Regions from separate parts of the Homo sapiens genome. Here region 2 is linked to region 1. Evidence: read pairs that join two places in POLR2A ChIA-PET (ENCODE). Cell type or tissue: GM12878. All regions are shown on one strand.

Evidence for each region. Peaks named below come from ENCODE experiments on the same cell type or tissue, not always from the same donor. Only the 100,000 strongest peaks of a DNase experiment are listed, where the experiment ranks them.
Region 2: POLR2A ChIA-PET joins it to region 1 with 5 read pairs; 1 of 35 experiments calls an interaction of 5 or more read pairs at or near these places.

The regions. Positions count from the first base shown.
Region 1 is chr18:55,310,586-55,318,585 of GRCh38, forward strand. The region is part of intron 8 of TCF4 (transcription factor 4); the gene reads right to left. Among named protein-coding and RNA genes, the nearest start is that of TCF4-AS1, 140 kb to the right of the region's middle. In GM12878, no CTCF peak of the experiment used is centred here; no DNase peak of the experiment used is centred here; H3K4me3 peaks cover 5,549 bases; H3K27ac peaks cover 3,839 bases.
Region 2 is chr18:56,527,392-56,535,391 of GRCh38, forward strand. No RefSeq gene overlaps it. Among named protein-coding and RNA genes, the nearest start is that of TXNL1, 110 kb to the right of the region's middle. In GM12878, no CTCF peak of the experiment used is centred here; a DNase peak (open chromatin) is centred at 4,940.

The DNA of each region.
Region 1 (8,000 bases):
TGAGGAGAAGCGCAGCAGTGGCAGGGAGAGAGGTCCCCAGTTGTGAGGAGGTAAAGGAGTTGCATTATTGGGAAAGCTGGAAAGAACATCTTCAATGTTGGCTTTAAATTTTAATCTTTTCTTGATAACAGACGATATGATGTTATGATGTTAATGATGATGTAAACAATGTCCGTAATGCCAAAAAACTTAAAACATAATTATTAATTAGTTTCTTTATGCTAATTTCTTCTTTCCACTTTATGTCCTGTAGGGAAAAAATGGTAATACACTTCCTCATTTAGGATGATTCAAGACAAACCAATAGTTACACTGATAGAGGGTTCTAAACATTTTAAAAGGTAAGACAAATATATGTTTAGGGTATGCAGACATGTTGTGTTACTGACTCAACATATTCTAACAGCTGCTTTGAAGCCATTCCAGTTGGTTCACAAATAATGTACAATATTTAATACACTATAAAATCTCACGTTTTCATGGTAAAACGTAGAAATACCTGGGCAATGCTATAGTGTGCTATGCCAAAACAAACAAACAAAAAACAATGTTTTGGAAACAAAAGAAAAAAGGAAAGAAAAGAAAAGGAAAAGGGAAATAGAAAGGGAAAGAAAAAAAACAAAAAAATGTTATCCTCTATAAATGCCTCACAATGCCAAGATTTAATTATGGAACTTATTATGACATTATTTAATTCTTAAGGTCCAGATATATCACTTTGCAAGCAGGACTTCCCAACCTCAGCACTTCTGAGGGTCTGTCTTGCACGCTGTTAAGATGTTTAGTAGCATCCCTGGCCTCCAGCCCTAGATGCCAGTAGCAAGCTCCTGCCTGACCCCCACAGTTGTGACAATCAAAAGCGTTTCCAGATATTGCCGTATGTCCCCTGGGGAACACCCTGTTCTAAAGATATATGTTTGTAATCTTAGTCTGTCAGCAACAAATATCCACTTTGATTTTCTTAAATCTTCATATAAACAATGTCCATCTCGAGGAGTATCTTCTTTCAACTAAACAAGGAAATAGCCATTGACACCCATGATCACTTAGTATGTGATAGTCTGACTTTGTGATCTTATGGCCCTCCATAGTCTTAGCCTCTAACTTTGACACAGGTAATGTATGTTCACTCTGGAACTTTTAGAACCAACTCTATAGCAGTCTTGATTATGTGACAGCAAATATTTTATCATTTTCAACTAAATGTTCTGAACTACATGCAATAATCAAAATAATACTCTGCAGAAAAATTTCTGAGGAATAAACAAGTTTGAGTAATAAATAATTGGCATTATCTATTACTGTCTAGTTATGAAATCTATCCATCTATCTACCCACCCAACCATACTTTCTCCAATCCAGCCATACATTCATCATCATAAAACCTGTCATGCTTTCAATTCTGATTGAGTTACACAGGTAAAAAGCCTAGGACTGGCCAAAGAGTTTAATCTACATAGCTCCCTATTGGCAATGCATCTGTGAAGACACTGTTGTCTATACATAATTCCACATCAGGCCAGCCATATATTTTATATACTACATCATCTAACTCGAAACAGGAAAATATCTTAATGTATAAATGTGTTTAGGTTTTCTTAAATTGGTTACTTTGTTAAATAGGTAATCTATTGAGAGATGCAAGATTCTAATACGGATTATCCTGAAAAGGTAAACATTTAAACAGACCAACTGAACCCAGGAATCACCATCTAACTTTAAAACAGGTTAAATGGATCTTCAACATGAAGATTAAAAATGTATTAAAGATTCCAAAAACAAGTGCTAGCCTAAAGCTACTTAGCCATGATCTATTTGTCCTTTCTCATCTGTTTTTCCTTTTTCGTCATCTAAAGATAATGGAGGAAAAGCACCATAAAACCAAAACTTCCTTCATAAGAAACAATTCCGTATGGTTTTGCATTTTTCAATGTCATATCTGAAAGGTAAAGCAGCTTCTCTAGTCTAGAGGTTAGGATATCATAATGATTCATGTAAGTCATCTTTCTTGGGGTTAATTAAGGAAACTGAATCCTAAATGATTTTATCAGCAAAAGTGACACTGTAAAGTTGGGCCAAGAGGATCTGCTATTACAGGAATCCTTTAAAATGTAAACGCTTTTAACAATCATGCATCTATTTCTAGCAGTTTTAGCTCATTCCCTGGAAGCATGCAAGAGGTGTGCTGCACTTTGCAACCTCTGGGAAGTAGGATTACCAGATTCACATCAACACATCTAATTTTACAGTTACCTTATTTAAGTTTTTAATACGGCACAGGTCTTTTTCTCAGGTGTTAATAGAAAAATCAATTTTAAGTCACAACAGCTGTGATCATTTTAAATATCACAGCTGTCATGAGTTGAAAATAACCAATTTGAGCATACAAGTTTCTGCTGCAAATGTAAGAAAGTGGAAATGTGATGGAATTTTATCTTTTACTCCCTCTGAAGCTGAATGTCTAATACAATAGTAGAGTAATAACTTATTGGCTTTAAAATAAAATCAGGCTCCCATTTCTTTACTGACCTAGCAAACAGATGGCTCAAAAGAACAGAGAAGAACATCATTTTTAAGATACACTCCTATGGCAACTGTGGAACATGTTTAATTATGGAAGTATTAACTCAGGAAAGAGTGAGTTAAATAGTTGATATCAAAATTGAGAGTTCATTTATGTAAACATTTTGTTGTGAAGCCGGGGGGAGATTAAGTGGGATCCATGCTACATATTAAGTGTTATTAAAATCTAGGAATTTAAATTATTACACAGGACAAAGTCTAAACTGATATGAGAATAGTGTTAACTAGTATCTTGCAGAAAATAATGGCATTGTATCTATTTCTTTGCAAACTCAAACTAGCCACTGGATGGCATGAAATAAAAGTTCCTCTCCCTTCCCCTTCAATCCAAATTTAATGTCATTACGTTTCAAAGACTATAATGACATTCCTAAAGAACTCAAAATTTAAAAAAGAAAAGGAAAGGACAGGGAAGGCATTATTTATTCTACTGGCTGAAGAAAGTTTAGATTTCTCTGTGTGAAATGAATTACGGACAATGAACACCCAAGAAATTCTAGAATTATAATAACAAACAATTATTGCCACCTATGCTCCAGGGGAGAGCCGGGCTCAAGTGTCTGAGAAATGATATTGCATGATTAATACAAGGAAGAACTCAACCAGAAGAAAAGTATAATCTTATACCAAAGCCTTGGTAATGTTACACAACTTTTTCAAAATGTTTTCAAGGTCTCCTAACATCCTGGCTGATATATAAGTAGAAAATAAAAATTTAAAGTATTTTCATCCCAGATCTTCAATCCTACTTCAATGAGTTTGACATTTCCCTCCCCCCCTTACAAATTCACAGAGTAGAGATAAAACGTTGGCGATATTTGCAACTAAACAACTTGTATGAAAAAAGTTGACACCAATCCCCACCCCATTTGGCTTAGGGAAGCTTAGTGCAGCAGGTAGAGGGAAGCCCTAATATCCCATATTATTTGCATATTAATTTCAAAGCGACATGAAAAACACTGTAGTCTTTTAATCACATCAACACACAAAAAGGCACTACAAAGTGAAACTACACTTGTTACACATTTATCCCAACCCCCACATCACACAAAGGAAGCCTAAGAAAACAGCATCCATCCAGCTCCTTTAATGCTGAGCCTCCACTTCTGTAATAACAGGTGCAGAAATAATAATGTGCTGGCCAATCAACTTTTTCCTCTGATTTGTCAGTTTAGCTTAATAATGCCATTAGGAATGTAAACATTTCTGCAATTTATATTTAAAAGTCAATAAAATAATGGGGTGCAGAATTTATCCTTTTTAATTTTTTAAGTAATACATTTGATTATTTTAATCACATCAGTACTTAACTGGATAGGGTTTAAATACGCATGTAACATCAATTTAATTTGTTTTATTCGTTAGAAAAGCTATTGAGTCATACAGTATTTATTCTCCTTAAAAAAAAAAAAAGACCACACATTCTAGGAGAAAGGGAGTACAGGGCACTTGTATCTTGCTTCCCTTCTTGGAGATGGGATTCTGGTGCCTTCCAAATGTCTTTCAGTAGGAGCATTTTAAAATGGTAACCAAAGAGGTGAAGATCCAATACACACACTAGATGGCTGACAATAAAAAAAAGGAGTGTTTCCATACTGTGGATAAACTTTATTGGGCTACAGTAATAGGACTGTGGTTGGTAAATGCATCAACTATTTTTAAAATGGTGTGAGTTTTTCCCAACATAGCAATTCCCACTTAAACAGGATCATTATTGGTGCAGTCATTCAGTACTCTATAATTCTCACCCTTAGGTTTGTGGAGGTGAAAAAGCCAAGTCAAATGTTAGCCTCCATTGTTAACATCCCCTATTCATTTTCAGGACAGCTACAATGGAAGCAGCTGGAATTCAACTCTCCCCACTCTCTCCCACCAATTACCTCAACATGCCCTCTCTCAAGATGAGTGTAATTTGGTCTCTAGGAAAGCACAGAGCTAGGTCCCTGGAGGATGCCAGCCAAAGCCTGCATTTTTTTTGGTTGAGCCTGAAATTAGACCATCATCTACACTGTTCCCACCTCTGACTTCTCAGGTGTTCAAACCCACTCTTTAGCCCCCCTTTTTTAGGTGGGGAGAACGGAGTTTAAAGTAGTATACTCTCCTAAACAGAATGTTAGAGGCGTAGTGTCTCTTTTAAATCTTTTTGGATTAAATACCTCAATGAATATGTGCAGATTTCTTTAAGAAATTAGGAAGAATAGGAAGAAAACTAGGTAAACAGAAGCAACACAGCATTTAGAGACAGAAATATCAGAAATGTGAACTCTTAAATTCTAATCAGAATGTGGTACTGTGCCATAAATACATCTGCAAATAAAAGGTTGTAGTTTGGAACCAAGTCATGGATCTTTAGCACTGCAAAAAGGAAAGTCTCCAAAGTTTAAGTGGAGTTCATGTATAATTCTCAAACCACTTTCAAGCTCAAAACCAGTAAATTTCACCTTAAGTATTCTTCAGAAGAAAAAAATTGTTTTGCTTAATAAAATGCCATGGTATCTATATACCTAAAATGATATGATAATGTGCCAAATAGTTTATTACAGAATTTGAAATGTTATAAAGCCTACAACTATGGACATTTTCTGAAAATTCCAAGTATAACTTTCAGTAGATCACTTCACACTAAAGGAGACAATTTTATACAAGTATCTTTTCCACTTTTGTCACTACTGATCTCTTTTTCCTGGTATACAAACAACTGCTTTTTTTTTAGGACTATGATGATTTCCTAAATAGATTATAAATGTTTTATGAATATACAGATATCCCTTTTTTTTAAGTAATCAATAATGTTTATCATATACAACTTTAGCCTGTGTCATCTTAGAGTTATGTTTGAAGTATTAAGGGCTAATAAAGTGCAATTAAACATATAAAAACTTGAAAAAGCTTAAAACTAAAATTACTTTTAAACTATGTTGACTGTGAAAGATTATTTATTTTGTAACTCTGATAATATTGGAGGGGGAAAAAAGGCCCAGTAATCTTTTATGTGTCCGCATACTGAAATTCTCACAGGTACAAGGCATGCATTTAGGTCAGCTGTGCAGAGCAAATATATGTCTCCACTGTATTTTCTTCTTAAGGCAAAAGTAAATCTGAATTCTAACAACTTTTACAATTGCCAGAACCACATCTAAAATCTCTAAATTTTCTGAATGAGTAAACAAGAGATTCATTTAATAGATCCCTGATGGCAGCATGTAGACCATGTATTTGACCTACAATAGTGATTCTAAAGAACTTAGACTGCAGCATTGTTTTTCTTAGTGGCAGAGCAGTAATAGAAGTTTCAAGTAGGCTTGGAAACACACACATACAAAATTCATATAATGAAATATGACAGTGTCTAAAATCCAACTATGATCAAGCCATTAAAAGATAAGTTATAAAGGAAGACATCACTTATTCTCAAGCCTCCATCGTGGTACTACAATTTAGTAGAAACAAAACAACAACAAAAAAAGCCGAACAGGGGATGTAATGCAAACCACATTTATAGTGGAACAGGAAACAAATGATTCTTCAGCACAATTTCCTGTAGATCAGTTGGAAAGGTATTTAAAAGACTGCATCAACTATTAGATCTTTTTTCCTGACCACTTTTCTCCCCAACCCTCTTTCTCCTATGCCAATGTCCTTTCTCCTAATTCTGCCTGCAATAATGCCATCACCCAGCGACAGAAGGATGCTTTACCAACACTATATTTAAAATGCTTAGACCTAGCAGAAATTAGGAACTAGATAAAATTAACCAAAGATGTAACTGATCCATATTTTTTCCCTGAGAAATTAGCCTCACAGAAACGTTCAAACTGGTATCTGTGAATCTCATGCAGGGATTTTGAAAATTTAATCAGAGGCAGGAAGGCAAGATGTAGCCACAATGTCAAGATTAAGTGTCTGGTGAATTTTTATCAGCTTAAACATAAAGAACAAAATCAACATAATTTTGTTTTAAAGTAATGAAGCATAAAAAAAAATTTCATTGTTATTTTTAAATGGGTAAATTAAAGTGCCAACTATATTTAAAAAATAAGCTCACAAAAAAGCAGTTTTTCCTACATGCTTTCTCTTTGATATGTTTTATTTTATTGAACCAGTGGGGAATTTAAAAATTTGATTACTTTGTGGCCTAAGCAAATTTTTGCTGTGTAATAGCAAGTAAACAGCAATTAAAAAAAATAAAAGCATTTATACTGGCTGCTTTCATTTATAATCATGGTTCTGAAAATAGTAAGTATAAGAAATATATTTTTAAAATGCCAAATGTAATTTGCATAGTTGACACTCTACTGGAAACTTTAAAACCCAGTGGCTACCTATGTCCTATGTGTGGCTGTTCCAACCAACTGTGAGGTTTGGGGGGAAAAAAAAGAGCCATATGTAAAATGTACTGAAAAATGTTATTAGTGGCGTCATTTAAATATTGATCTTTTTATCTTAGCACTTCCTGTGATAAATGAGAAAAAGCTACACTCTTCATACCCCAATTTTCAGCTTTAAAAAATTTAGGTTGCTGACTGATATTGTCACTTATTTACAGGAAAACTTTCTTCTAAGAATAGAGAGTTTCCCAATTGAGAGATTCTGATATTCAAATATTCCTAATTTTTCACCTTAAGCAGGACTCGTAACATTATTTTATTCTTTGGCCTTGATATCAGAAATAATTAACATCCAGTTTCATCTCTGAACTTTATGGACTTGAAAAGCTGCATAATATGACCAACAGTCAGAATATAAACATAAAAAGCTCATTACCATTTACTTTCCGAGATTTGATGATTTGACAAATAACTATTTCAAAACAACTACTTTGAAACATGGTTTGAAGCTTGTTAGTATAAAGCAAAAAGAGCAATTACAATAATTACAGGTTTCTCTCTACGGTTTAACACATGCACATGCTGGCGAGAGCTGATGATGTGATCTTCAATTACCATTACGAGGACATTTCGCCACTTTTGTTTTCAGTTTTATTTGCCATAATTTTATCTTCGTGGATATGCTATAATATTAGATATGTGAAATTTGACCAAATAATCACTTATTAAAATTCTTCTTCAATGAACATGCAAGAAGCCATAAAGATCAAAATTTAGAGCTAGAACTACACTTATTGGAGAGCAGGTAATGCCTAATACTTCTTATAGCCTTAATAAGGACAGACACATTGGCACACTTTGATACAAGCTTGTATTTCCAACACAAAATAAGCTACTGATTTTCTCTGCAAAAAAAAATCTGTTTCGTAGTTCAGAAGTGGTGCTTTAATTTTTTTTAAGCTTAGATTTGGATCCGTTAGTATTTAAACCTCTAATGCATAGAGGAAAAAAAAATCACAAAAATTATTTTATCAAGTTCATGAAACTCTCACCTGAGGAGAAACTGATTTTTAAAAATACATTCTGGTT
Region 2 (8,000 bases), 1.2 Mb after region 1:
ATTCAACATTCTTAAAGAAAAGAATTTTCAACCAAGAATTTCATATCCAGCCAAACTAAGCTTCATAAGTGAAGGAGAAATAAAATCCTTTACAGACAAGCAAATGTTGAGAGATTTTGTCACCACCAGGCCTGCCCTAAAAGAGCTCCTGAAGGAAGCACTAAACATGGAAAGGAACAACCAGTACCAGCCGCTGCAAAATCATGCCAAAATGTAAAGACCATCGAGACTAGGAAGAAACTGCATCAACTAACGAGCAAAATAACCAGCTAACATCATCATGACAGCATCAAATTCACACATAACAATATTAACTTTAAATGTAAATGGACTAAATGCTCCAATTAAAAGACACAGACTGGCAAATTGGATAAAGAGTCAAGACCCATCAGTGTGCTGTATCCAGGAAACCCATCTCACGTGCAGAGACACACATAGGCTCAAAATAAAAGGATGGAGGAAGATCTACCAAGCCAATGGAAAACAAAAAAAGGCAGGGGTTGCAATCCTAGTCTCTGACAAAACAGACTTTAAACCAACAAAGATCAAAAGAGACAAAGAAGGCCATTACATAATGGTAGAGGGATCAATTCAACAAGAAGAGCTAACTATCCTAAATATATATGCACCCAATACAGGAGCACCCAGATTCATAAAGCAAGTCCTGAGTGACCTACAAAGAGACTTAGACTCCCACACATTAATAATGGGAGACTTTAACACCCCACTGTCAACATCAGACAGATCAACGAGACAGAAAGTTAACAAGGATACCCAGGAATTGAACTCAGCTCTGCACCAAGCAGACCTAATAGACATCTACAGAACTGTCCACCCCAAATCAACAGAATATACATTTTTTTCAGCACCACACCACACCTATTCCAAAATTGACTACATACTTGGAAGTAAAGCTCTCCTCAGCAAATGTAAAAGAACAGAAATTATAACAAACTGTCTCTCAGACCACAGTGCAATCAAACTAGAACTCAGGATTAAGAAACTCACTCAAAACCTCTCAACTACATGGAACCTGAATGACTACTGGGTACATAACGAAATGAAGGCAGAAATAAAGATGTTCTTTGAAACCAGTGAGAACAAAGACACAACATACCAGAATCTCTGGGACACACTCAAAGCAGTGTGTAGAGGGAAATTTATAGCACTAAATGCCCACAAAAGAAAGCAGAAAAGATCCAAAATTGACACCCTAACATCACAATTAAAAGAACTAGAAAAGCAAGAGCAAACACATTCAAAAGTTAGCAGAAGGCAAGAAATAACTAAAATTAGAGCAAAACTGAAGTAAATAGAGACACAAAAAACCCTTCAAAAAATTAATGAATCCAGGGGCTGGTTTTTTGAAAGGATCAACAAAATTGATAGATGCTAGCAAGACTAATAAAGAAGAAAGAGAGAAGAATCAAATAGACGCAATAAAAAATGATAAAGGGGATATCACCACCGATCCCACAGAAATACAAACTACCATCAGAGAATACTACAAACACCTCTACACAAATAAACTAGAAAATCTAGAAGAAATGGATAAATTCCTCGACACATACACACTCCCAAGACTAAACCAGGAAGAAGTTGAATCTCTGAATAGACCAATAACAGGATCTGAAATTGTGGCAATAATCAATAGCTTACCAACCAAAAAGAGTCCAGGACCAGACTGATTCACAGCCGAATTCTACCAGAGGTACAAGGAGGAACTGGTACCATTCCTTCTGAAACTATTCCAATCAATAGAAAAAGAGGGAATCCTCCCTAACTCATATTATGAGGCCAGCATCATCCTAATACCAAAGCCGGGCAGAGACACAACCAAAAAAGAGAATTTTAGACCAATATCCTTGATGAACATTGATGCAAAAATCCTCAATAAAATACTGGCAAACCGAATCCAGCAGCACATCAAACAGCTTATCCACCATGATCAAATGGGCTTCATCCCTGGGATGCAAGGCTGGTTCAAGACATGCAAATCAATAAATGTAATCCAGCATATAAACAGAACCAAAGACAAAAACCACATGATTATCTCAATAGATGCAGAAAAGGCCTTTGACAAAATTCAACAACACTTCATGCTAAAAACTCTCAATAAATTAGGTATTGATGGGACGTATCTCAAAATAATAAGAGCTATCTATGACAAACCCACAGCCAATATCATACTGAATGGGCAAAAACTGGAAGCATTCCCTTTGAAAACTGGCACAAGACAGGGATGCCCTCTCTCACCACTCCCATTCAACATAGTGTTGGAAGTTCTGGCCAGGGCAATTAGGCAGGAGAAGGAAATAAAGGGTATTCAATTAGGAAAAGAGGAAGTCAAATTGTCCCTGTTTGCAGATGACATGATTGTATATCTAGAAAACCCCATTGTCTCAGCCCAAAATCTCCTTAAGCTGATAAGCAACTTCAGCAAAGTCTCAGGATACAAAATCAATGTACAAAAATCACAAGCATTCTTATACACCAATAACAGACAAACAGAGAGCCAAATCATGAGTGAACTCCCATTCACAATTGCTTCAAAGAGAATAAAATACCTAGGAATCCAACTTACAAGGGATGTGAAGGACCTCTTCAAGGAGAACTACAAACCACTGCTCAATGAAATAAAAGAGGATACAAAGAAATGCAGGAACATTCCATGCTCATGGGTAGGAAGAATCAATATCGTGAAAATGGCCATACTGCCCAAGGTAATTTATAGATTCAATGCCATCCCCATCAAGCTACCAATGACTTTCTTCACAGAATTGGAAAAAACTACTTTAAAGTTCATATGAACCAAAAAAGAGCCCGCATCACCAAGTCAATCCTAAGCCAAAAGAACAAAGCTGGAGGCATCATGCTACCTGACTTCAAACTATACTACAAGGCTACAGTAACCAAAACAGCATGGTACTGGTACAAAAACAGAGATATAGATCAATGGAACAGAACAGAGCCCTCAGATATAATGCCGCATATCTACAACTATCTGACCTTTGACAAACCTCACAAAAACAAGCAATGGGGAAAGGATTCCCTATTTAATAAATGGTGCTGGGAAAACTGGCTAGCCATAGGTAGAAAGCTGAAACTGGATCCCTTCCTTACACCTTATACAAAAATTAATTCAAGATGGATTAAGGACTTAAACGTTAGACCTAAAACCATAAAAACCCTAGAAGAAAACCTAGGCATTACCATTCAGGACATAGGCATGGGCAAGGACTTCATGTCTAAAACACCAAAAGCAATGGCAACAAAAGCCAAAATTGACAACTGTGATCTAATTAACTAAAGACCTTCTGCACAGCAAAAGAAACTACCATCAGAGTGAACAGGCAACCTACAGAATGGGAGAAAATTTTTGCAATCTACTCATCTGACAAAGGGCTAATATCCAGAATCTACAATGAACTCAAACAAATTTACAAGAAAAAAACAAACAACCCCATCAAAACGTGAGCGAAGGACATGAACAGACACTTCTCAAAAGAAGACATTTATGCAGCCAAAAAACACATGAAAAAATGCTCACCATCACTGGCCATCAGAGAAATGCAAATCAAAACCACAATGAGATACCATCTCACACCAGTTAGAATGGCAATCATTAAAAAGTCAGGAAACAACAGGTGCTGGAGAGGATGTGGAGAAATAGGAACACTTTTACACTGTTGGTGGGACTGTAAACTAGTTCAACCATGTGGAAGTCAGTGTGGCGATTCCTCAGGGATCTATAACTAGATATACCATTTGACCCAGCCATCCCATTACTGGGTATATACCCAAAGGACTGTAAATCATGCTGCTATAAAGACACATGCACACGTATGTTTATTGCGGCATTATTCACAATAGCAAAGACTTGGAACCAACCCAAATGTCCAACAATGATAGACTGGATTAAGAAAATGTGGCACATATACACCATGGAATACTATGCAGCCATAAAAAAGGATGAGTTCATGTCCTTTGTAGGGACATGGATGAAATTGGAAATCATCATTCTCAGTAAACTATCGCAAGGACAAAAAAGCAAACACTGCGTGTTCTCACTCATAGGTTGGAATTGAACAATGAGAACTCATGGACACAGGAAGGGGAACATCACACTCTGGGGACTGTCGTGGGGTGGGGGGAGAGGGGAGGGATAGCATTAGGAGATATACCTAATGCTAAATGACGAGTTAATGGGTGCAGCACATCAGCATGGCACATGTATACATATGTAACTAACCTGCACATTGTGCATATGTACCCTAAAACTTAAAGTATAATAATAATAATAAAAATAAATAAATAAATAAATAAATAAATAAATAAACTTTTTGTAGAAATGAGGTCTTGCTATGTTGCCCTGGCTGGCCTCAAGTGATGACCTTCCCACCTCAGCTTCCCAAAGTACTGGGATTACAGGGATGAGCCACCATGCCCGCTACACCATAAAAACATTTTCAGGGCTGGGTGCAGTGGCTCACGCCTGTAATCCCAGCACTTTGGGAGGCTGAGGAAGGCGGATCACGAGGTCAGGAGTTCAAAACCAGCCTGACCAACATGGGGAAACCCCGTCTCTACTAAAAATACAAAAATTAGCTGGGTGTGGTGGTGGGCACCTGTAATCCTAGCTACTCAGGAGGCTGAGGCAGGAGAATCATTTGAACCCAAGAGGCGGAGGTTGCAGTGGGCTGAGATCGTGCCACTGCATTCCAGCCTGGGCGACAGAGTGAGACGGTGTCTCAAAAAAAAAAAAAAAAGTTTCAAAATTCACTCTGACCACCAGTTTTTCAAGCCTGCACAAGTGACACTGAGCACATTCACAGTCTCCAGCACACCCATGTTCCCCTTTGGATGTTTTTACCCCTTTCTCTCACCCAAGAAAAAATGAGACTCCATTGACTTCAGGCCCACATGGTCAGGAATGAGTCAATGTCAAACCACATCACAGTTCCAACTGGCACAGAGATGACTGTACGCAGACTACAAAGTACTTCCATCTACATTATCTCATTTGAGCCCTGTACTTGCTCTCCCAGGGGTAAGAAAAATAAATATTTAATAAGCCATATGCCAAACACTGTGCTGGGTAAACACGGATTTTAATTTGTTTAATCCTCACAAGAACCCACAAGGCTGGTGTTCAAATCCCTCTTATTACAGATGAGGAAACTGAGACTCAGAGAGGTGACAGATCTGGCCCGGGGTTGCATGGCTAGTTGTGGTCAAGTTAAGATTCACAGCTAAATCATCAGGCTCCAAAGTCCATGCCTGCTTCACTGTGCACTACAAGAGCAGCAGATTATGACATGTCTTTCTGCATAGCCACCAGGCAGGCTTACTCAGGTGCAGTCTTGTTCAGGCCCTTTGGGGCTTCCTCTAGAACTTAGGTGTAGATGCCAAGAGTCATTTGGTGAGGAGATCAGCAACCTTGGATGAGTTGCATACTACGTTTCCACCTCCCATTTTTCTGGCCTGGAAATAGGTTAAAGTGCTAGTCTCATAACAGAATGCTGAACTTTGTGAGCAAGAAGAATGCACGTCTCCATGGCAGGGGAGAGGTGAAGGAGTCTGCTGTTACTTTTTGCCCAAATGCTGTAGGTTTCTGAGCACTTGTATACTTAAACCATTTCATTGTTCCCATCGAGTGTCTTTGTTACAAGGAACTATTTCAAATTTCTAAACAAATTGTATACAAATAAAACACTATTTGTATATTTTATAGATAAAAGAATTGCATTTAGTTTTGGAGAAAAAAAGGCATCTGCTCCTTTAAAAAAATAAGTTTGAGGCTGGGCAAGGCGGCTCACACCTGTAATCCCAGCAATTTGGGAGGCTGAGGTGGGTGGATAACCTGAGGTCAGGAGTTTGAGACCAGCCTGTGCAACATGGTTAAACCCCATCTCTACTAAAAATACAAAAATTAGCCAGGCGTGGTGGTGGATGGTTGTAATCCCAGCTGCTCAAGAGGCTGAGGCAGGAGAATCACTTGAACCCAGGAGGCAGAGGTTGCAGTGAGCTGAGATTGCACCATTGCACTACAGCCTGGGTGAGAAGAGCAAAATTCTGACTCAAAAAATAAAAATAAATAAAAATAAATTTGAAAACATGGTCCAGAGAAATAGAACCTTCAAAAGCACCTCTCAAAATACTTTTCATGTGCTGAAACCTTGAATAAGTATATTAGTTTGCAAGGGCTGCCATAACAAATAGCACAGACTAGATGGCTTAAACAACAGAAATGTACTGAGTGTTGTCAATTTATGATTGGAGAGTCACGGTCTGAGATCAAGGTGTTGGCAGCAGGTGGGCTTTTCTGAGACTTCTCTCCTTGGCTTGTAGATGGGTGTCTTCTCCCTGTGTCTTCCCACGGTTTCTCTTCCGTGTGCATCTGTGTTCAAATGTTCTCTTCTTATAAGGTGAGTTGTATTGGATTAGAATCCACCCTAAAGGCCTCCTTTTAACTTAATTATCACTTGAAAGACCCTGTCTCCAAATGCAGTCACATTATGAGATACTGGGGGTTAGGACTTCAACATATGAATTTTAGGGGACAGAATTCAGTCCTTACAATAAGTATTGGGCAGCCCTCATCTGGTGCTTAAAGCTGCCAGCCACTACCTAAGAATGGGATATTCTCTGCAACCAGTTAAGAGAAATAGGATTCCAAACAGACAATTAACTGAGCTGGACACAAGACTAACAACTCCTTATAAAAATCAAAGGGTTAGACAAGGACAAGGGCCTGAATACAAAGCTGCCCAGCGCCTGTTTGGATGCAAGTGAAGGACAATCCCAGGCAGTGCAAGGTCCTTCACTGTGCAAATTTTTCTGTAACTCATGTATATTTCTGCTCATATCTGAAAATAATTATAAAAATAAATATTTCTAAAATTGCAGCTAATAGCATTTTCCAAAGATGACCACAATGATGTATTCCATCCTACATGGCTTTACTTACAACATGATTTTAACCCTCCTCCCATTGAGAGGCAGGGTCTATATTCCCTCCCCTTGAATCTCTGTAAGCTTATAACTATGGGGAAAGTGATATAATGTGACCTCAGGTGAGGGCATAGAAAGCAATTCCACTTCCACTTGATTCTTTTAGGACACATGCTTTTGAAGAGTTGCACCCTCATGTAGCAGTTTGACTTCCCTGAGGCTACTAGTCCATGTACAAATTACAGGGAAGGACCCTAAGACTTCAAGAAGAAAGAGAGCAAGCCCACCAGCCCCCATTGCATTGGCTTCAGCCACATGTAACTGCAATGACTTATAAGACCCAGAGCCAAAACCACCCAGCCAGGCATCCCCCAAATTGCTGACCCACAGAATCTATGAGCATAATAAAATAATTGTTGTTGTTTTAAGCCACAAAGTTTTGGGGTAAATTGTTGCACAGCAATAAATAACTCGAATGAAAATATTCTGATTAAGTCTTTCTGATGCTAATTTGACTTTGCTTCTTCCAAAAATTAGTCCAAATGAGTAAAATGATCATTTCCTCTTGGCATGTCTATAGATTTTCTACTTGGCATCTTCTCCATCTGCAAATGACAATATGCCTTTGGTTTTCTGGTATTCCATGGAAGCTACATGTGTCAAGAAGTCAATACTGCATGAGTTCCGCAAATAAACCATCCCACTCACCATCACTGTTCATGCATTTCCTACAACAGCCTATATCTAGTTCATCCATGTCCGCTTCTATCTTTTCTCTCCCAGGTTTCTGCAGCAATCATACTCTCATTTCTTTCTAGGGGCTCTAACTTCTGCTTCTCTGCTTGTAGGCCTATGTCCTTCTCTTCTGTTAATGACATTGGGCTTTTCCCCCTCTTTATGCACCTGCAGTCAAGGTGGGAAACAAAAAGATTCGAAACTATTTTGACTCAGACCTAGGAACTTGTAATGTCACCATAAGATGAGATTCCTGTCTCCAGCCAAATCTCACCTTGAATTGTAATAATCCCTATGTGTCAACGGAGGAG